Linked DNA regions of Mus musculus: region 2 is linked to region 1. The links are chromatin loops, found by intact Hi-C in ENCODE. Cell type or tissue: gastrocnemius. All regions are shown on one strand. Links, peaks and the distances in the headings refer to the core of each region. The heading gives the core; the rest is flanking DNA.

Region 1 (10,446 bases), core at 1,417-9,416:
CCTTGTATCTGCTTCTTCAAAGAGGTCAAACTTCAGAATGATACCAGGACTCTAAACACACTGCCTATGAAATGCCCACTACAGTTTGCTTTCAATCCATATTAAAAGTCACCCATAGCTAAGAAAACAGTTAACATCCCTCTAGCTAAGAATTGTAAAGATTGTTCTGCATCTCTAACTCATAGGGAAATCTTCTGCCCCTTGATCCTCTTTGAAAATAACAAGCGGCACAGTTATCTTAATGCGTTCTGGCCTCTCTCGGGTCGGTTTTTATTAGGCTGACCTAGGTTTATGTTCTTGGTCAGAGAGCTTTGGAGGAGAATCAGAGGCCGGGAACTAATGGAAAAGGATATGTCGGCATCTAACATTCCACTCCCCATTCTCAATAAGCCCTGCGTTAGTTCCAGAGAGAGCCAACCTCGGGCAACGCCAGAGGTTTTATTTATTAAAATTGTCAATTATCTGCTAATCATGGAAGCTCCTGGATGGGTAGAGGTTTGGCCTTTCTGGCAACTAGCATTTCTGACAAGACTCTTCACTTCTCAGAGGAAATGTAACTGAACTACACATCAGCTAGCTATTCTTAACCCAGTGTGCCTGAGATAGCTCTCTTGTGAGGGTTGGTTTTGTTTGGTTTTAAATTCTCATTGAGTTGATGCTAGTGCACCCATGTTAGTAATCCAACTGGGGCAAATGTCAACTCTTGTTCATCAATGATCCCAGGTTTTGAGATATGTTAGTCTCTGCCTCCTGAAGGTAATCCCAGATCTGACTGAGCCCAGCTGTGGTTTGGGCTCCTGACCCTCCATAAATGAGTTGAGTACTCTAGTCTCCTGTCCCTTCCTATCTAATTCTGAAAAGCATACCCTAGGGACTCAGCTCCCGATCCCACTCCATTCAAGTTTTCTCGTTTTATAAGCAGGTACCAGGCTGTCTTGATGCTTGGATGATGGACTGGTGAGCTTTGTTGCTCAGTGTGTGACACATACTGTGGCACATGAAGCATGGCACATATGGTATATTCTATTCCAGAGCAGATGTCATTCCAAGCTGTGGCAGTGTCCTCAGTACGTAAACTCCTTCCAATGGCCACTGCCTATCAGCAATGACTATCAGTGACTATCACTGACTATCAGTGTCATGGTTGAACAGAGCCATACAGTTGCAACTTTCTAACATTTACACTCTTGTGTTTCCCTTCCTAACAAATCTTTTTTTTTCTCCCCTCCTTTCTTCTTTTCCAGCAAATTTCCATTGATGAATCGGAAAATGCCGAGGTCCTAACTTTGTTGGTTTCTTTGTTTTTAATGTCCCACGGTGGTGTCTCCATGACCCCCTTCTAGTTAACCTTGTACCGTGTTCTCTGGTCTATGCGTCTAGCGTCTGACTCTGTGTAGTGTGCCTTCTGGGGTGAGCAGGGCCGGTCCTGTCTGTATTAGCAGTTCTCTCCAGAGTGTTTATCATTTGTCCTTGAATATTCCATCATTCTCCAGAGAGTTTGTAAGCTGTAATGAGGTTTCAGTCGTTCCCTCATCTCAACTGAGTCTCTGGTTAACTCTGGTCACTAACTTATGCCTGAAGCGGCTGACGTTAACATAAAGGAATTTTGCTTGGTGTTGAGTATCTGACCCAAAGAGAAAGAATAGATTGACATTGTTGAGAAGTTGTTAAAACGTAGCAACAACCCATCAAGCCCACTACTCTCTTGTCCGTTCTCTGTGTTGTCGATCCTTCCGTGTTTGGGGTCACAGGTATTTTCACAAGGCAATGTCAATCGCAAAGTGCTAGATGAGACCTTCCACCCCTGATATTAGGAAACCCCGACAGCCATGGGTTGGTTCCCTTCTGGAAGAACTGCCTGTAGATGCAAAAATGAAGATATCACCCTGTGGTTCCTATACTGACCTGTCACATTGTAGTTACAGTAACGTCCTGGAAACTGACTGATCCATGAGTAGATCTCACACTGGAGATTTGTTTTCTGCCTCTTGTTTGTTCTGTGCATTTTACTACAGCCCTCATGATTTTAGGCTGTGGTAGATACTTGGTAAGGAGTACCAGCAAAAAAATTGATTTTTTTTTGGGGGGGGGAAGAGGATATTCACACATGTACACATTAATGGTTTTATTGGCTGATGAGTAGAGTGCACTGGGATAGGATTTTATCTGATTTTTTTTTTTTTTTTGGAATGAAACTCCCAGGATGGGCATGCTATCCAGTATCTTTTCACTTTAGTTTAATACACTCATAGTTGAAAAACCTTAATAAATGGCTTAATTATACCTAAGAAAAGTTCAGCTGCACCACAGATTTGCAACCTGAAGCAACACACACGGTTATGAATGTGGACTAGCTGTCTCAGGAACGGCATTCAGAGAGGTAAATGGCCGCTCTTTGCCCACACAACTATAGAGTTAGGTCTTACATGTGGCTAGTTTAGTTTCATACAGGTCTATAAGGTGAATTCTATATAAAAACATTTGCCCTTATTTTAATCAGACACAGCAGGTCTATACTTTAATTAGATGTGTTTCCTAGGATGGTAGAAGGGTGAAGAAGGGGAGGACCCCTGCAGCTTCATTAATTACTTTTAGCACAGTCATTTTCCCTTATTTCATATGTAGCTTTCCCATTTTTGAATTATTTCTATGCTAGAATGTCCTGGACTGAACTTAGTATGCTGACACCCTTCAATACTCTTGTTTCTTCCTTGAGTTATAAATGCCTCCCTATAAACTTCTCCCCCTGGGCTATTGAGGTTGAATTTCTATTTGCTTAAGTACAGATTAAGTCAGGGAAAGGAACCCCCCCCCCTCCACTGTGGTCTGTGTAGCATTATTAATACACTGTTTGCACCATAGTAAATCAGTTGATGTGTTTGCTTGCTCAGGATACTACTTGGTTCTCCTGGCTGGGAGTTTATTGCTTGCTTATGGAAAGATTCCACAGTTGGAGCAGGTGTGTTTATAATTATACTCTAGGAAATAGAATACTGTCTGTTTATAAAAGAAGAATGTTCTGGCAGGCGCTTAGATTCTTTGAAAATTCCCTGAGGAAGCAACTGTGGCTCCCCTCTGCGTAGTTACCCCTGGCAACCGTCAGAACCCAGGGACACCAACACCCTGTCCCTGGTCCCTCAGGCTATTGGCTCTGGCCCTCTTCTCAGAGGTGACTGATTGGCCTTTATTATCAGCCCATTCTGGAAACTATCACAGCTCCCTGTGGTACAATCCCCCCCCGCCCCCCCCCCGCAACCTTCTACCAGTGTGTTCTTGGGGAAGCTGTAGTCCACAGCTGTGCTTCTACAGAAGTTTAATGAGAGCTCCTGACAGCAAAGGATCTGGGTAGGGACGAGCCTCACACCTAACACTGAAGGCTTCTGTCCCGAGTGATCATGGTGGTGGCAGTGGGGCAAATAGTAAGCATGCATGGTCCCTCCAATTTCTCATTGCGGAAGAGCCACTGCCTTTTGATGACGATAAGGACAGTTGAGTATCTCGGGGAATAGATGGCTGCAAACAACTTGGGAGAGAGGGAAAGACCTCCTGCATGAACATCAGGACTTTGGGCAAGACGCTAAAGTAAGGGTAGAGGCACAAACTTCTCATAAAGAGCATGCATGTACAGGCTCTTCCCAGCTGCCCTCTAGAATAAAATTTTAATTGACACCAGGAACAGGAGGGTGTCGGTGTTTGTGTTTGCTTCTTGGCAAGAGAGGCAGTCTCTATCTTTACCCCGACTTGATCTTGTTCACTGGAGATAGGAGAAACAAACTAGGGGTGGATGCGGGGGTGAGGGTGGGGTGGGGATAGAAAAACTACCTGCACTGTGTGTGTGAAGCTTCATGGATTGCTACATTTGTGTGCTTGGGACTATACATCCCCCCAAAATCTTGGACTGATGACAAAGGCCAGTCAGTTATCAGAAGGGCCAGGGCCACAGAGTATTGGTATCCTATGGTTCTGACAGTTGCCAGGGGTAACTATACAGAGGGAGCCGCAGATAAAGATCAAGATACAGAAAGCTCCCTCACTGGCCATAAATGGACATCAGCTGATGTTAAAGATCCTGATTTCTATCACTGGAAGCATCTGTTAGGTTCCAGGTACTATGTTAAGGGTTTGATACAATGTGCCTCCAAAAACATAGTATCTGCCGTGCTGGAGACTCTGCTAGAGACCATACAAATTAATGGAAAAGTTACCCCAGCCTGTCATGCAGCATGATAGAAATACATGGAATTGTGGGGAAATGTTATCTGGGGCTTTCTCGATATGTCAGAAGGGCAAGTAGTCACTTCAGAGGTCAGGCAAGAATGCAGTGGGGAACCTCAAGGCAGGACCTACTTTTCTAAACTAGGAAGTGCCATGCCTTTTAAGAACATACTTGGGGTTTAGGCAGCAGTAGTGGATGATGGGGTGGGCCATCTAGGTTTCCTCATTTTTGTCCTTGATACTAAGTTGTGTGTTTTAAAAGTGTGTGCTGTAGTTCAACAGACATGCCCATTCCTCTTCACTTAATATGACATCCTCACTGAATTACTGTCACCCTGGTGACAGCAGGCAACTGCAACTTTGCTTTCCTGTATTGAAAAAAAAAAACAAAACAACACAACAGATATCCTTGTCACCCAGAGTAGCTGTAGCCTGATTTTATTTATTGTGACCTAAACTTCTCTCCCCTACAAGCTAGTGATGCCACAGACAAAAATGTCTGTAATATTCAGGATGTGAAGGGTGGGAGTGGGGGTAGGGGTGCAGACAGCCGCTTAGGAATTGCTAGTTTTCACCTTCAGGGGGCGCGCTCATGACGTCCGACCCGGTGGAGGCGTCCTACTTTCTTACATTGCTGCAAACTGCTGAGTTGGGAACCTGCCAACCCTCAGGCAGCCGTTACATAAGCCCTTTCTTTTTTTCCTGGAATTTAAGCTCACTGCTGATGTGCGACCTTCAGCAGTAATTGCCAATAAGTGCAGCAGGACTGTTTACTGTTAGACACTGGCAACCACAGAGCAAGCTCTGCTGTCAGCACACAGAAGCCACTGCGGAGTCTGCTGAGGGCCTTTTCAAATCTTTGGACTCTCTTTGTTATTGTTTCTGAGATTATTCCAGAATGACTGAAGTTGTGTAGTTGCGTCATGCCAGTTTGCATTTTTTAACTAACGGACCACACTACTGAGTTCTGATGAATCCTCTCTGTAAGATATGCATCAAAGTTCATGGGTGGAGCCATTTAATTTTTAACTTATCCTTATTTCTAAAAGCAAATGCAGTTAAAATGAGAATTGTATTTGTAGATGTGAATATTTAAAATTGTCCATTTAAATTCAGAAAAAAAAAAAACCTTCCATCTTTGGTTTGGGTTTTTTTTTTTAAAGATTTCTTTTCTCTCAATGAAGAGGTTTCAAAGTCTGATAAAAGATGGACCCTGACTTGCTAGCCCATTCACTCTTGTTTTGTTTCCTTTTCCCAGGGTTATAAGTAGATTGAGAAGCAACGGAGTGCTGATTTAGGGAACCAGAAATGATAAATTATTTTTGATGTACTGATATATGAGCCTATCATACATGTCTTGACTTGTGTCCAACTACTGCCAAGATGGTCCATAAGTGGACATTATATTGAAGAGAAAATGGTGGATGCTCAGAGGCCAGAGAGGGATTCCGGTTAAGGGCAGAAGAAAGCAAAGCCTATTCACAGCCATACTGTGTGCTGGTCCTATAATAGACTCATATAAAAGGGCTGGATAGAGAGAGAGAGACGGGGTCGGGAGGGTTGCTGACTCGAAAGCACCAGGAGTAACCTAGGACATATATAGGTATCTTTTCTTTAAGAAGTTCAAAGAGTGATAACAGATGTGCATCCCTCCATAAGAAATAGGGTGCCTTGTTTATATGAAGCAAGCCCACAGGCATCTTCTATGCACATATCACGTTACTTGGTTGACATCACAGTTATAATACCTTGATTATTGGCCTCATCCAACAAGGACATTGAGGGCTCAGAAACTTGAGTTACTGTTTAAGTTATTCTTAAATGTTTGTTACTCATTTGGATCTTTGTTTCTACGAAATTATGTTTTGCTGAACATCTTTGAGAGTTCTGGGGAAACTTTTAATCAAAGGGGCAATATGATGAAGCAGTCTGGGGCAGTACTCAGTTTTCAGATTCATAACTAGACGTGTTCATCATCCACCGACCAGCTGTGATTAGAGATGTCAGCAGCATGTATGATGAGGGAGAAATAAGACCTAGAATATATAGATCTTAAAATGTTATTACTTAAAATGTTCACTGGAACATCACCATTCAAGTAAAGTAAATAATAATAATAATAATAACAACAAACAACTACTACTTCTGAGGAACTAAATTTATTTATCAAAGCCTACTCTTCACTTATATTGGCATCATATCTTCTATTTACATAGCTATTCTTGGGACATGCATACTTTGCTTTTATGCTTATCAGAATTGCAGCTTACTTCCTTAAAAGCAGCTTATCCCCTAAGAAACCGTGACTTCCTTCACTGGGGAAGGAAGTGCTGATGGAGATGAAGAAGGTGTAGGATGTTGCTTGGTGTTCTAATTATATCCTCATTTGGCCAGGTCTCTGCCATGTCCAAAATCAAGTAGAACTTGGCCGTTAGATGCTTAAAAGTAAAGTTTACTGTCAGTAGACCTTTCGTTATTTGATATGTCAGCTGGACGGAATCACGATAATGCTCCAGTTTCTGCGGACACGTGAGGAGGTGGAAGCCCAAAGCGGTACTCTGGTGACCAAAAAGGCTTCCCAGAGGGCCTCGTCACATGGCGCCAGCCAGTGCTCTCACTTGTCCATGGTAATCCACCAGTAAAAACATGCTAAAACTTGTCCTTCTAAATACTAATTCATGAGGCCTCAAAGCAGCCTCTAGGGTCCAAAAAAGGCTTCATAGGACTTTCAGGGAAAAACTAAAAAAAAAAAAAAAGCTAATTGGCTTATATTTCATTTTAACAATCAGACTTTAAACCAAGCACAGTAGTCATCTAGGGAGGAAATACAGGGTGAAGTTCGGTGGGAGAAACATGGAAAACATGGGATCTCACATTAAGAAATAAAGACTGCACATCTGATGGCGTCTGCAGAATCGAACGTGCTTCTCTGGGCAAAGAGAGCTGAGGCAGAGTGGAGAATTAAACAAATGAACAGAGCACGACACACCAGTTCCGGCTCTGTCTTCTTCCTTTCCCTTAGCTTTGGTGTTGGCAAGGGACTGACGATAGCTGCTTGGGTTCCTGCAGGAAATCCCTGCCTGTAATCCTTCTGTTGTTATCCTATAGAATGCACCTGACGGACATGCCCGTGGAGCCTGGCCAACACACATGGTAGAAGGCATGACGTTCATCTCTGTCTCTGGCCGCTCTAGCACATGTGAGCACGTGTGGGCAGGTGCTCTCACTCAGCTCTGATGGGCCCATTTTGTACCGAGGACAGAAAGCAACACTGTTCACATGATGGGGGGTAGGGGGGTGTTTTCTTCTCTTTTGTTTTTGTTTTTAGCCTAAAGCAGGAGGCAGACAGACAGTAAGAGGATCATGTTGTTATGTTGACCGTTTTGACAGTCCACACACCTCAGCTCTGATTTTTTTTTTCCTTGCTGTGCTTTGCACTGACTTTGTCTCCCCGGATGAGGTGGCATTGGATTCCACGTGACAGGTGCTCTATCTGGGCCCGACTAAGCAGCCCCCTGAAAGTTCCTATCTACTCTCCGTAAAACAGTTTGCTCCCATTGCTCTTGCATTTTACCTGCTGGGATGTAAAAGAAAGACAATTTTTTAAATTGCACGACAACAGCTTTATTACGGGAATTTTGGCCGCTGTGGTGATCTGATTACTAACGTGGTTGCCTTGCGAGGCCCTGGAGCTCAGCACCCACCCCAGGTCTCACAGGGTCAGTCTTCAGGGCTGGCTTGTCACTGCACAGCCACCTTCTGGCTTAAGGAGAGGTGCACAGTGCACAGTGTCAGAGAGCAAGCAGGGGCCAAGGTCGTATGGTTACAGCATGAGCCCTGGCTTCATTCCTTGGCTCCAGCCTGTACCTTGCACCACTCAGCCATGCTGCCGGAGCGTGACTTGGGTCCAGGGCATCCCACATAGGATCTGATAGGTATGTCTGACATTGGTTCCCTGGTTCACGCACGTGTCCTTTGGCCAGGCTCGTGGCACTATCTTCATATGGAGCAGGAGACTTTTCTAGCCACACCCTTTTTGAACTATCCATTTATATACACACAGAGAGAGATAGAGACAGAGTTAGAGTTAGTTCATGTGTATCTTTTGCGTCTATCTTCCTCCATAGGGAAGAGATTTTGAAATAGTTTGGGGTGTTTACATGGTATGGCAGGAATGGCCCCAGGAAATGTACCTGTGACACCCCTAGGGGAACCATAAGGTTAAAGCTATCATGCTCAAAATGCAGAAAATCCTCTTGTCTCAGAGGTTGTAAAAGAGGATATGACATTCAGGAAGCCTCAAGCAAAGCCATCCACTGCAGGATGGGACATGGAGTGGCAGGGACAGGAGAGAACGTAAATCCGTAGGCAGTTTTGGTCCCAGGGGAGTGGCAGTGAGGAGCCTTGCCAAGCCTGAGCAGTGATGCTCTCTGTCCCTTTGGACCATCGCTGTGCCTCTCGAAAGTTCTGTTCCTGTCACAGTACAACGACCCTTCTCATTGCCCAGCAAGACCCCCATAACCAGCAGCTCTCCTTGGTGCTGAGTTAGCCCTTCAGTTTCCGTACCGCTGTAACGCACTACCTGGCTAAAGCAGCTTAAGGTGGACAAGGGTCATCTGGGCGCACAGTTGACACCCACCGTTGCTCAGAAGATACTGGTTCTAGCTACGGTAGATGCTCTCCAGGTCTCATTGTACCACGAATCAGAAGCAGCAGCGATGAGTGCTGGTGTTTAGCTGATTCTTCCTCTCCCTATTTACTCAGTATGAGATGGTTCCACTCAGAACTAGGGCAGGTCTTCTCAGGTAAACCTGAAAGTGCCTTCCCAGACACCCAGAAGTATATCTCCTGGGCGATCTGCAGTCTAGTCATTTTGATGGTAAAAAATTATAATCATCACAGTGATATTATTCTGTTTTCTAACTTTAAACCTGTATCTTTGATCAGTCATCTTTCCCACCACATTCCATTTACTTTAAACATCAAGTGATTGGTCCTGTCAACAGCCCAGTCCCATGTAACGGGTGATTCAGTGAAATCGCCTGTCTGTGACCTTCCTCTCTGTGTTTTTGTCCTTCAGTGTTGGTCTGCAGACTTCTCTGTGGTCTATAAAATGCAAATGCCATGACTAACATGCTTCGTTTTACTCCCAACTAGCTGCCACAGGCACCGGAAGCTGAGAACTCCACAGAGGTGTGTTGCCCACCTGCATTTGCAAATATAGCAAATCTGGGTGCTTCTGAGTTGTCCCAGTCCAGTGTGCGCATTGTCTTGACGAGCCGTCCGTTCGGGCGTTGGGCAGGGGAGGGAAGACTGTAGCAGGCTGGGGACTGATCTGCTGCTGCTTTGGGGGTAGAAAGTCCTCTGACAGTGGAGCCAGACTAGGTAAACTCCAGTGAGAGGATGCACCATTGGAGGGCTTCACTCTTAACCCTTTTCAGTCTGGACCTGAGAAAATCTGGAGTGTTAAGATCATTTCTGCTGTTGTACGGAACTGACTTCAGATCCTGTGCAAAGATCACACACTTTTGAAAATCTAGACAAGAATCTCTAGTTTTCATAGAAACCACCAAGAAAGTTGCACAAGGCAGTGTTTTCTGCTCCATCCTTCACAGTCACCGGCTACGCTGGCTAAATGAAGGACCAGAATCGATTCAAGTGAGTAAGATCAGAGAAACTGTTAGGGCAGGCGTGTTTCCAGGTGTGAAAGCTTGCTGTCAGAAACTGTGGTAGATTGCAGGAGTTCAGGCTGAAATGAAAGGTACTTTGTTGGAGAGAAGTTGATCGGAAGTGAGAAAAATCAAACACAAACGATAGAGCCCCTGGGGTGCAACGGGGATGTTTTCCCGGGGTCAGCCTGTCATATTCTAATCAGAGCTCACCACTAGCAGTTTTGATTAGAATCCCCATCTACTGGTGGCTTAGGGAGAGCTGTGGTCTCCTGTACGTGTCTGATCCATGCTGTATGTTTCAATGTCCTTACGCATGTGCTGTTCAGTACTGCATGTATGAAATCATAAGGAGCTGCCCGGTTGAGTCTTGCTTTACAGCCCCTTTTGGGTTAATATAACAGCATATCCTATAGAATTACCATTCGTTATCTTTGAAAAAACAATTGGCCCAAAAGCTCACTTGAAACAGTGTTGTGGGAGGTAGGATCGGGATGACGGTTAAGTAGAATCTAAAGTATTCATACCTTGGGAGAGAAACCACAAAACAAGAGAATTCTTT
Region 2 (10,446 bases), core at 1,691-9,690, 110 kb after region 1:
GCATTCATTCTGCTTCCTGTCTGTACCATGTTTGATTGGCTAAGATGTCTTGTCAGAAAGCATGAAAATCTAGAGCATTAAAGGGTTCTTAACTCTGAATGTCAGCAGTGCTGGAGAGCGGGATGTTTTGTGCTATACAAGAGGCACAGAAGAGTATTAGAGCCACTGGCCAAAAGGCAGAGCCTTTTGCCTGTGATCTTTTTAGTGGTGATTCAACTTGGTGCCACATGAATCCCTGACAGAAACTTAGCCATAGCAGTAGAGGACCTGAGTGTGGTTCAGCCTCACCACTCAGGGCTGTCAGGCTCCTAGGCACACTCAGCTGCACTGCTGTAGGTCACATGCCTGTGTTGTAACAACCATGAGCTCATGCTATGTGGCAGCTGTTACTGTCAGGAAGAGACCTCCCAAACCTCTCCTACTCACTGATTCTGGGCAGGAAACTAGGCTGTGTGGCAAGACAAGCCTTGGAGACTGCTGTCACTGCAGGTAAAGGACAGAAAGGGGACAGCCATCAGGGATGGAAGCTAAAGGCCAGCAGTGCTCACCCCTCCTAGACACTTCATGTCTTTGACAAAGGCTCTTTAGTGGCATGCGACCCTGAGGAAGGACAGCATTCGCCTGATGCTCTCCTTAGTCTGTCAGTTAAGATTCCGGAGCGTCTGCATCTGTTCAGTCACTGCTGCAGGCCATGCAGGAGACCAAGTGGGAAGCCTCCGGTGGCTACTCAGAAGGTAAAAGAGCTTTCTGGACAGCACCTTTCAGGCAGAGGCATCAGGCCTAGAATATGGGCCTCCACTCCCAAAGCTAGCGTCTGACTGGTGGTTTAGGAAGAGAGCCTACTGGCCATGGATGGGGATGATGGGGAGTTGCCTAAGTTCTGAGCATAAGACCCCTTTGCCTGCATTCACATCCCAAAGGCATATGTCCTTTATGGTAATGGCCAACCTGTATAAAAAAACGTGACAGCCAGGTATGTGGTGGCTCAGACCTGTAATGCAAGCCCTCAGGATGTGGAGACAAGATTGCAGGAGTTTGAGGACAGGCTCAATAGGTTAGCCGTATCACCTTCCCTAGTTCAGTCAAGAAATGGCCCACAGTCAAGGTAACAAGGTTCTTCCTCTCCATCGAGGACAGTTGTGCTTTTCTGCTATCCCTAGGGGGAAACAAAGGAAACTATCTTGTAGTTGAGAAATTCCCAGCCATTTGCCCACAAGTTAAATTTCACTTAAGTACAACATGACCTGCATCCTCATCTCTCTCCTTTTGGTCATCCCTTGTCTTGTTTCATCAGTTGATTTTCCCACAGAGCCCATTCCTACCCAAAGACAGGGTGTGGGGACAGAAGATCCTGGTCTGAGTGCCAGCTCTGCTCTTTCATAGGCATGTAATCCCCAGCAAGTCATAGGACATCGGTAACCCATTGACCATCTGGGACTTATACAAATTCAGGTTCATGCTACCTCACACACCCATCTGGGACTAGACAGATAAGACCCAGAGTGTGGCAGGAGGGTGTGGAGGGCAACAGCTGGTGGGCAAGCCTAAGCACAGCAGCCAGCAGACGGAAGGCCACATGGTGACAGAAGAGCCAAAGGGAGCTTCCTTGTAGTCCCATCCCTGTGGGAGGTACCTTGGCTGCCAGCTAATGGTCACCGGTCACCAAGCCATCTTGATTTTAATAGCTTCCTATGTGGAAAAAAAACAAAACAAAACAGTATCTTCCCCTTTCTCTAGTATCAGTGGTGTTTCTGTCAATTCAGAGAAATGGTCTTAGAGTTGTGGGGTTACTCTCGGTTCACTAGTAGACCTGACCTTCGGTTGCAACCCCAATGGTAAGTAGTGCTGTGACTCAGAAGTCTGGAGAAACTTGCTTTCTTCTGTTCCCTGCCCCCTATAATACATATGCAGCTTAATATATAGAAATGATGTCATCTTTGTCATAGGCAAGCTATGACTGCTGTGACCTCATATAGCCCCTGGCAGCATAGAAATAGATAGATAGATAGATAGATAGATAGATAGATAGATAGATAGATAGATAGATAGATAGATAGGGCTGCCTTTTCTCATAGGAACTCCAGTCATGGTAGTAGCCTAAGGAGTTTTGTTAATCTGGATCTCCATATGTGTTTCCACAGTTATATGCATGCCCTTTTATATAATTTCTACACCAGTGGCTTTGTTCTGTGCCCACCAAACTGAGGATTTGTGCTTGTGTAAGGTTAAGGTGATACTATTGGGTAGGAATTCACTATGAATTTTCTGCCCAGGAGGATGTAAATACTACATAAGTGGGGACATTAGAGGTAAGAGACAAAATATATGATTCCCAGAAAGATACAGTTGCCCTTTTTTCTGCTGTATTCAAGGGAGAAGACTGAATTCTTGAATGTTAGAAGCACAAAAAAAAAAAAAAAAAAAAAAAAAAAAACATTAAAAGGAAAGGTGTTTTGTTTAAAAAATGAATGATGAATTTCTTTTCCTAACTAAACACAGATTCACTTATGTATCTTGAAATTCCACCTCATAATCTTAGATACCCCCCCCCCAGAAGTGTTTCTGAGTGAACTTCATAGACAGTAGGGTGACTGGATAGAATATCCTGGGCTATTCTGAGTGCCTCTCCTCCATGGTAGCATGTGATAGACAGGTTATTTCTATCCTGCCGATGAAATGAGCCATTTCAAACCAGATTAGATCATGTACGCAGGGTTATGGGGAAGCTGCTCTCAGGTGAGTTCACCGGCCCCAAGAGGGGGAGGGGGAGGGAGGGAGAGGGAGGGAGAGAGGGAGAGGGAGAAGGAGAGAGAGAGAGAGAGAGAGAGAGAGAGAGAGAGAGAGAGAGAGAGAGAGAGAGAGAGAGAACACGAGAACAAAATATCTGGATTATATAGGAAGAACCTCTGGGGGAAAGGCAGCTCAGCTGGAAAATTCAAGGTTGCCAGCTGGGTGTGCCAAATTAGGACTGAAGGATGCTGGGAGAACCTGAAGGCCAGATCTGCTTTGATATGTAAAATACTTGTCCTGGTGCGGTAAGCCAAACATTGGGGTCACCTAGGACCCAGCAGTGGCTAAGGAGAATGTGTTTCCCCAGGTGACCTGAACAGCGGCTAGAGTACACTGGCAACAGCAGGGCTGATTGGATAGCGGTTGCCTGTCCTAGGTTATCATTAATCACCCTCCGGTGCAGCATCTCGCCCATCCTATACCTAGCAGAATATAAACACTTCACCAATGAGAACTCAGCCGGGTAAAGCAGCCTCTGCAGGGTCACACAGCTGGACCAGAGCTGCTGGGCCCCAGTTCAGCCTCAAGTGGCCCCACCCACACATCTAGGTTCCCTTGCAAGTGGGGGGGGGCAGTCTGTGCACCTGCACACAGCCCTGGGGTCAGGAGCCTGCAGCCTTTGTCATCTGGCTGCTTCATCTCCCTAGTGGTGTGGAATTAATCACTTTTTAAAAAGGCAGAAAAGGCCCCATGGGGGGGGGGGGGTAGGAAGGAGAGCCGGAAAGAGGATCTCCTGGGTAATGCTGGCTGGCTAATGCATAAATCAGCAGGCCTTGAGCTTTGTGGTTAGATGGGGTTTAATGCTCAAAGCTGTGCATAGCCAGCCTGGCTCCCAGGTGACCACCTCAAGTGCTAGAGAGTGTCCATATGACAGAAGTAGGGCAGGGAGTGTACAGCTCTGGTAAAGAATTTATCTGACATATATGATAAACACCTCTACCACCACTTACACTTGAGACACCGAAGCATAGTCCTTGGTGGCCAGATCTGGTTGGGGGAGAGAGGAGTCTAAGAGCAAGAAGGGAGAGGAGCCATCAGAACCACCAGGCGGACCAGCTTCCACACCCAGGTGACTCAGGCCCTGCGCTTCACCCAGTGACAATCAGACAGGAGAATGTCTGCTCTGACAACCCTTAAGCCCCACGCTGACTGGCTGACTCTTTCTCACCGCTGTGAACTCTTTGTTAATCCTCTCTCAGGTAGTGGAGAGTGTCTGCCCAGCAGGGGAGGGACTCTTGCTTTGCATTCTTGGTAGAGGCTTTCCTTAAGAGCCTAATGCAGTCTGTATCAGAAGCTAGGTGAGAATCTTTTTTTTTTTTTCTTCCTGAAAAGGTCTGGTCAAGGAATGTTCCAAGCAAATAAATTGTGTTAACAAAGTATACAGTACAAAAGGTCTCTGAGGGACCACGGTGAGAAAACTGGGAAGCGAGAGGAGCGCTGGCCTCAGCCTGTTTGTCTGTAGTCGATAAGAAGACACAGGAAGTAAACAGAAAGCTACTCTTAGCAAGGTTAAGAGATCAGAATGGGGAGTAAGTGCCCGCCTCTGCGTGGGTGTCACTCCCTTCTGTCTTAAAGCAGAACTGGCCCAAGTTGTGCACTTTGCTTGACCTGAAGGAGTGCCTGCACTCTGGAGTCTGCAGACAGGCAGTGTCTCCAGTGGTGTCTCCAGTGCAGGGACAGTGCTTCTTTCTGCCAAGGGTAGTCCAAGGACTGGCAGGGAGACTCTTCGTGGATAATACCTAGATAAATCAAGGTTCTGGGTGGCTGTGGAGCAAGGGCTGCCCAGCATAGGGAAATGCATCTCAAATGTCACAGCCACAGGGGAGACTCCAGGAGGGAAATGAGAATGAGAGCCCATGTGAGGTATATAACTGAGAGACACAGCCTGGCAGGATATGCAGCCAGCTCCACCCTGACCTGTCTTACCTGAGTTTTGACAGACTCCGCTTTGTCCCGGCATTGGAAATGTGACAGTGACATCCCATTGCTCCATTCAAGCATACAGTTTGGACTTTGATTCTGGAAATCAAGGGAGGATGCTAGGAGGAAGGGAGTGTCTCGATAAATTCCTGGGGCAGCGATATCAGTGTTTCGGTCCTCAGTGCCATAGCAACAACTTTGTGCCTAACCTGGGAGGCCATATGCATTGGTGAAAAGCCCTGAGCTCCTATACGGGAGGAGACAGCCTGTGCTGCCCTCTAAATACCATTCCCAGAATGCCCCCTGGAGCGAGGTTACACCACGTCCAAGTTCAAGAATATCAGGGTGAAAGAGAAGTGGAGAGGGATTTGGCCACTGCCTTCTCAGGGGCTGGAAACTGTGTGTCAGCACCATTCAGTGCACCTCCCAGCCAGCCAGCCAGCCAGCCAGGCTCTGACCCCACCCGCTGGGCTTGAGCTTGGGTTCCTGTCCGTGGCAGCTGCACAAAACATTTGCTGAGCTTATGTTTCCCCACCTAACTTCATAACATGTTCTGTCCTCTGGTGTAGAGGGGGTGGGGCCACCCCCCTCCCTTCCTGTGCACTTCATGGACACCTTTCTGGTGCTGGGATGTACTCGGCATCAGGCCTGCATTTCTGCATACAGCTCTAGCATGCTCTGCATCTTCCCCAGTCTGTATGTTACAGCCTTTCTGACAGAAAGTAGAGCCCTAAAGGATCTGAGATGCTGAAGGGGAACATGGGGAGTGGAGCCACCTGACTGGTCTTCCAGGCCGCAGAGCGTCAGGGTCACACCAACAAAGGTTGGATAGAGCCACGGAGAGAGTGTTCACCACCCAAGAGAGCACATGCTTATATGCGTATAGTAAATATTTACTTACACATCACCCAACAAGACAAAGCTAATAAACAAAAAGAAAAAATATATACCCAGCCCCCCTCCCATTTTTTTTCATCCATCACACAGTCCACTGGGCTGCCACCCATTCAGGCAACATCTGTAACTCCTTTGCCCTAACTCCTGCATTCATTCCTGATGGTTCCAAATACCAACTTTGTCTGATATAACCACTTAGTAGTATCATGTTGCTACCACAGTATACAGCCATATATACACATACTATATATATATATATATATATTTGATAAACAGGTATAAGAGATATAAAACTCAACCTGTAAAATACTCTGAAATGGACTGTCTTTATCAAGTGCACACAATGGAAATTAAAAACCTGTCTTTTTATAGTGAATGCCTGCAGGGAACATGGGGAAGGGAAAAGACTTGGGTACCACCTTTCAAAGTGGCATCAGGGGAGACTCGGGCTTGTGAATATTTAGAGAGTAGGATAGGTGATTTGGAGAGGATGGGGGAGCCTGCATGTGATATGCATTCTTCAGAGGTGGCACCATCCCTGCACACCACTCTCAGGTCAGTAGGTACAGACCAGCTCTTCAGTTCCTTGAGAACTGTGGGCAGGAAGACTGGTAGTGTGTTCCTAGCCTGCCCTCAGAATAGCTACAAAGCAATGATCCTGAACAAAGCTTATCTTGAGTTTTCTGTTCTGTCAACCCAGCTGAAAGAGCTCAGAAAGCACACCATGGCACATGAGACAGCTATTAGCTCTGTGTGTGTGTGTGTGTGTACTTGTATGTGGGTTCACGTGTGTTGAGACACGGTCTGTGTAGTCCTAGCTGGCCTTGAACTCATAAATATCTTCCTGTCTCTGCCTCCCAAGTGCATATGCCACCACACCTAGCTCTGTGTCTGTGTCTGTTCAAAGGTGAATGAACGGAAGGACTTTCTGCTGGTTGGGGGAAAAGATTTTAGAACCTTGGTTATCAGATTAGGCATCAAAGCAAAGAAGAAAGCACTGGATTCAGTCAACCATGTCAACGTTAAAAACTTACAGACTCTAGAAAGAATCAAAACTGCTGAAAATTGTCACGGTCTCCATCTCCAACTCCAGGAATGTTCTGGTCAGCCCTTAGCTGGTGAAAACTGCAAGGGAAGCCGCCTTAGCAGCAGGTCAGAAGCCAGCTTGGATGCTGGATTCCAGAAAAGTGTGACTTTTGCCAGATTGTCTCTTATTAACAGTCTCAAAGGGGGCCAGTCCTGCCTTGCCTGGCACAGGCTGCTGGCCTACCTCCTTCTCCTCCCTGACCTCTGGTTTGCTCAACGTGGCAGCCTCGGGTGCCCAGGACCCAGGCAAGTCACTCCCAGTGCTGAACTCTGCCTTCTCACAGTCGCTATGGGTGCCCAGGGAACACTCCACCTGTGGCCCCAGACTGACTTGAAAGGGTGATTCTGCAGCTGGCCGTGGATGGGAATTTCATCAGAACTGGGTGCGGTTCTCTCTGCTGGCACGAGCTGGTCTTTGTTGTGCTGTATCATCCAAGAACAACTATTAACTAAGTCTAGGAACGGTAACAGGTCATCACAGCCCAGCTGGAGATTATATAATGTGCCTGTTTCAGTCATGTCATTCCGAGCACACAAACGGCCAGACTCCCACCTCAACTTGTAAGCAGCATGGACAAACCTCTGGTCAAAGAGAAAAACAGAGGCTCCAAAACCTTATCGCACAAAAAGAAAGTAATTTAGGTAGGAGTCTTGATATCTAGATTACAGCATTGCCTCCATGTGAGCTATGTGACCTTGAGCAAATGACTTTTTATTGATTTATAATGCTTTTATACAATTACCATCCATTTTAGGGGACACATTCACAGCTACTTGATCCTTATTGTCACCAAGTGCAATAGCTAGTAAGCTCTTGAGAGAGAGAGAGACAGAGACAGGGAGAGAGACAGAGAGGCAGAGACAGAGAGACAGAGAGAAGAAAGGAAATCCTGAGCTAAATGAGCTGACTCACTCTGTCCTGTGTGGATAGAGAAAGTCACACCTCTAACTCTGCCTAGCTTTTGATCCAGGCCTTTGCTCTTTCTACTGTCACAAATCTGTGGTAGACGTGTATAGAAGTGGTGAAAAAGCAACATCTGTGGTTTAGGTTGACTGGATTCTCATTGGTAGCTTCTTTGAGGTAGCAATGAAATTCCAGGTAGAAGATATCTCTCTCGCTCTCTCGCTCTCTCTCTCTCTCTCTCTCGTTAAATTTTTCTCAACAATTTTAGGTTTATAGAGAAATGGAGCAGGAAGCACATTTTCCCATGTATCGAGTCTCACCTCCTCCCTTTCCTGTCTTTCCTTCCTTCTTCCTTCTCTGCAGTTAACCCAATTAAAAGTGTGCATTCCTGAGGATATAGCTATAACTATGTACAGAGAGATCAGCAGCAGCACACACACAGATCCTGTGACGCTGTTGTGAAAGTCATAGTTTGTGTTGGGAGGACTGCTCTTGCTGTTTGAGACGCATCCAGTGTTTTCTGACAGGCATGTGGTTTGGAATTACGGAATCACACAGGCTAGCTTCACTGCCCTAAAACCTCTGGACCTCGTGTGCCTCTCCCTCAGAGCCTGTGGCATCCACTGAGTTTACCAAGTTGGAATATACTTTCCAGGGGGGTTTAATGTATAAATGTGAAAGTCATGGAGCATAAAGAACAAATGCACTTTAAAGAATACTTTACTTTCTTCTTCAGCGTAAATGACCCAGCCTTGCTCACCAAAGAGACAATTGATTCCAAGTCTGCTGGGTACCCTACATGTCCTCTTTGTCAAAATAAGTGTTATGTTCCGTCTCCCTCCGCCCTCTAAGCATTCTGCGGAGTTGAAGACTGAACTCCAGTGTGTTTCTGGCCTCTCGGTTTCTAGTGAGCCAAAAGACACAGAGTTGCAGCTACCATCTGAGCTGAAGATAGTCTTGACTTCTAGAATCTTCCGAAAGGGATTACTTGGGGGCAAAGCAAGAGTTCCATTTTCTAGATCTTGCCTTCTCTTCCATGACCCATCTGTTTTACCCTTCACCCAACTCCCAAGTCCTCATGTTCTCATGAGACTTTCTATAGAAGAACAAAGGGTTTGGTAAGTAACCTGCTCTACCACATGCCTGTCAGAAAACACTGGATGCGTCTCAAACAGCAAGAGCAGTCCTCCCAACACAAACTATGACTTTCACAACAGCGTCACAGGATCTGTGGTCTGCTGCTGCTGCTCTCTCTGTACACAGCTATAGCTATATCCTCAGGAATGCACACTTTCAATTGGGTTAACTGCAGAGAGGGAAGGGCTCCCTCTCAGGAGGCCATGGGTTCTCTGGAGTCTTTCTCAGAACAGCTCCTCCACTTGAACCTGGGAAGAAAAAAACACCTGCCTCTCAGCATTGGCAACCCCTGCCTCTGCTCTCCCTCTCCCTGGCTCTGCTCCCAGCCCCCCTCCCAGCCTTCCCCTCCACACATACACACATACACACACTCTCCCTCTTTCCAGTCAAGGATGTGTTGAAGTGGCTGGTCAGTGCCACCCCCGTGTCTAAAACTTGAGTGTTTGCCTTTGTAGGGACTTTTCCAACCTTACCTAGAAAAGAACTAACCAGAACTTCAGCACTTGTGGTTAGCCTGCTTCCGGCTGTGGCTTCAGTTAGTCTGTGTGCTCTGACAGAGGAAGTATTTGCAACGATGGGAAGTGCATGACTGGATTGTGGGAGGACCCGGGCAGACGGTGCCTCATAGCATTGGCATGTGAGATGCCAGCAGCAAGCTGACTGAGGAAGGCGAAGAGGGATAGCAGACCCAGAGTGGCAGATGCCATGTGATACCCACCCCCCCACACACACACACACACAACCACACACATTCCCCACAGTGTAAACTCACTTAGAAACAGGATGTCATGGTCAAGGATGGCTTTTCCAAAAATGCAAGCCAGTGGCACGCTTTTGATCCTGAGTAGACTTTAGGGCAAGAGTCTGCAAATATGGCTAGATGCATGGGTGACAGAACTTGTGGATAACAAGCTAGTAATGGCATTAAAAGCCCAAGGCTTCACATACACACACACACACACACACCTTCACTGCATTGCAGTATTCTGAACATTTTCTTTTCAGATTGATTCCCCATGTAGATTGGAACCCTCTTGATGAAGAACCCCAGCCAGCAGGAGCTTATCCATCTTATTGAGCCACATGCAAAAACCAGCTGGAAATGGAGAGAAGAGTTTGGCTAGAATTACTAATTAATTTTAACTACTTCGTAATTGGAGATTTGACCTAACAGGCAGGTGATTCATTAAAATACTGGCGATACCAAAGTTCTCACATTTAAGGATCTGTTATTTCAGCACAGAGCTTAGATTCTGTCCCAGGAAGCTTGTCTTCTATGCATTAGGATTTTAATGGGGTTCCTCCTATCCCAGTTTCACATTTTGAACTTACAGAGGCAGTGAAGGGGTCATAGCCCAGAAAGCCTCTTTCCTACCTTTTCATGGAAGAACTCCGAAGAAATAGAGAATGAAGGATTATCCCAGGGTTAGAACACATGGCCTTTGATTGTTGTGGATGCTACTTGTTTGAAAGTTTGGTCCACAGCACTCTTTCAGTTTGCTATGGTTTAAAGATCCATTGTGTCTGTGGATGTTTATGGACTCCTTGAACATTGCCTTCATATCCCAGAGTCACAGGTACCCCTGTATAGAGCAGGGGGAAAAAACTAGAAAGAGTGAAGTTGAGTCAAGGACTCTTGTGTGGAAGAAGTGTGTGTGTTTTACATGTGTTCAAAGACCTTCCTGGAGTCACTGCTCGAACTGGGGGTTGGG

The links. Peaks named below come from ENCODE experiments on the same cell type or tissue, not always from the same donor. Only the 100,000 strongest peaks of a DNase experiment are listed, where the experiment ranks them.
Region 2: a loop joins it to region 1, with 9 times the contacts of the local background. A loop is called at or near these places in 4 of 42 quality-filtered maps.

What each region holds. Positions count from the first base shown.
Region 1 is chr6:108,422,089-108,432,534 of GRCm38, forward strand. Itpr1 (inositol 1,4,5-trisphosphate receptor 1) reads left to right here. Exons shown (of 62, transcript NM_010585.5): 40 at 1,245-1,277; 41 at 9,373-9,408. Among named protein-coding and RNA genes, the nearest start is that of Gm35165, 45 kb to the right of the region's middle. In gastrocnemius, for the core only: a CTCF peak has its summit at 4,803; DNase peaks (open chromatin) are centred at 4,832 and 8,644; H3K4me3 peaks cover 2,228 bases; H3K27ac peaks cover 6,774 bases.
Region 2 is chr6:108,527,841-108,538,286 of GRCm38, forward strand. All of the region lies in intron 60 of Itpr1 (inositol 1,4,5-trisphosphate receptor 1), which reads left to right. Gm44040 (a long non-coding RNA gene) reads right to left here and starts at 7,915. Exons shown (of 2, transcript XR_003956493.1): 1 at 1,323-7,915; 2 at 1-1,156. In gastrocnemius, for the core only: no CTCF peak of the experiment used is centred there; no DNase peak of the experiment used is centred there; H3K4me3 peaks cover 2,509 bases; H3K27ac peaks cover 6,629 bases.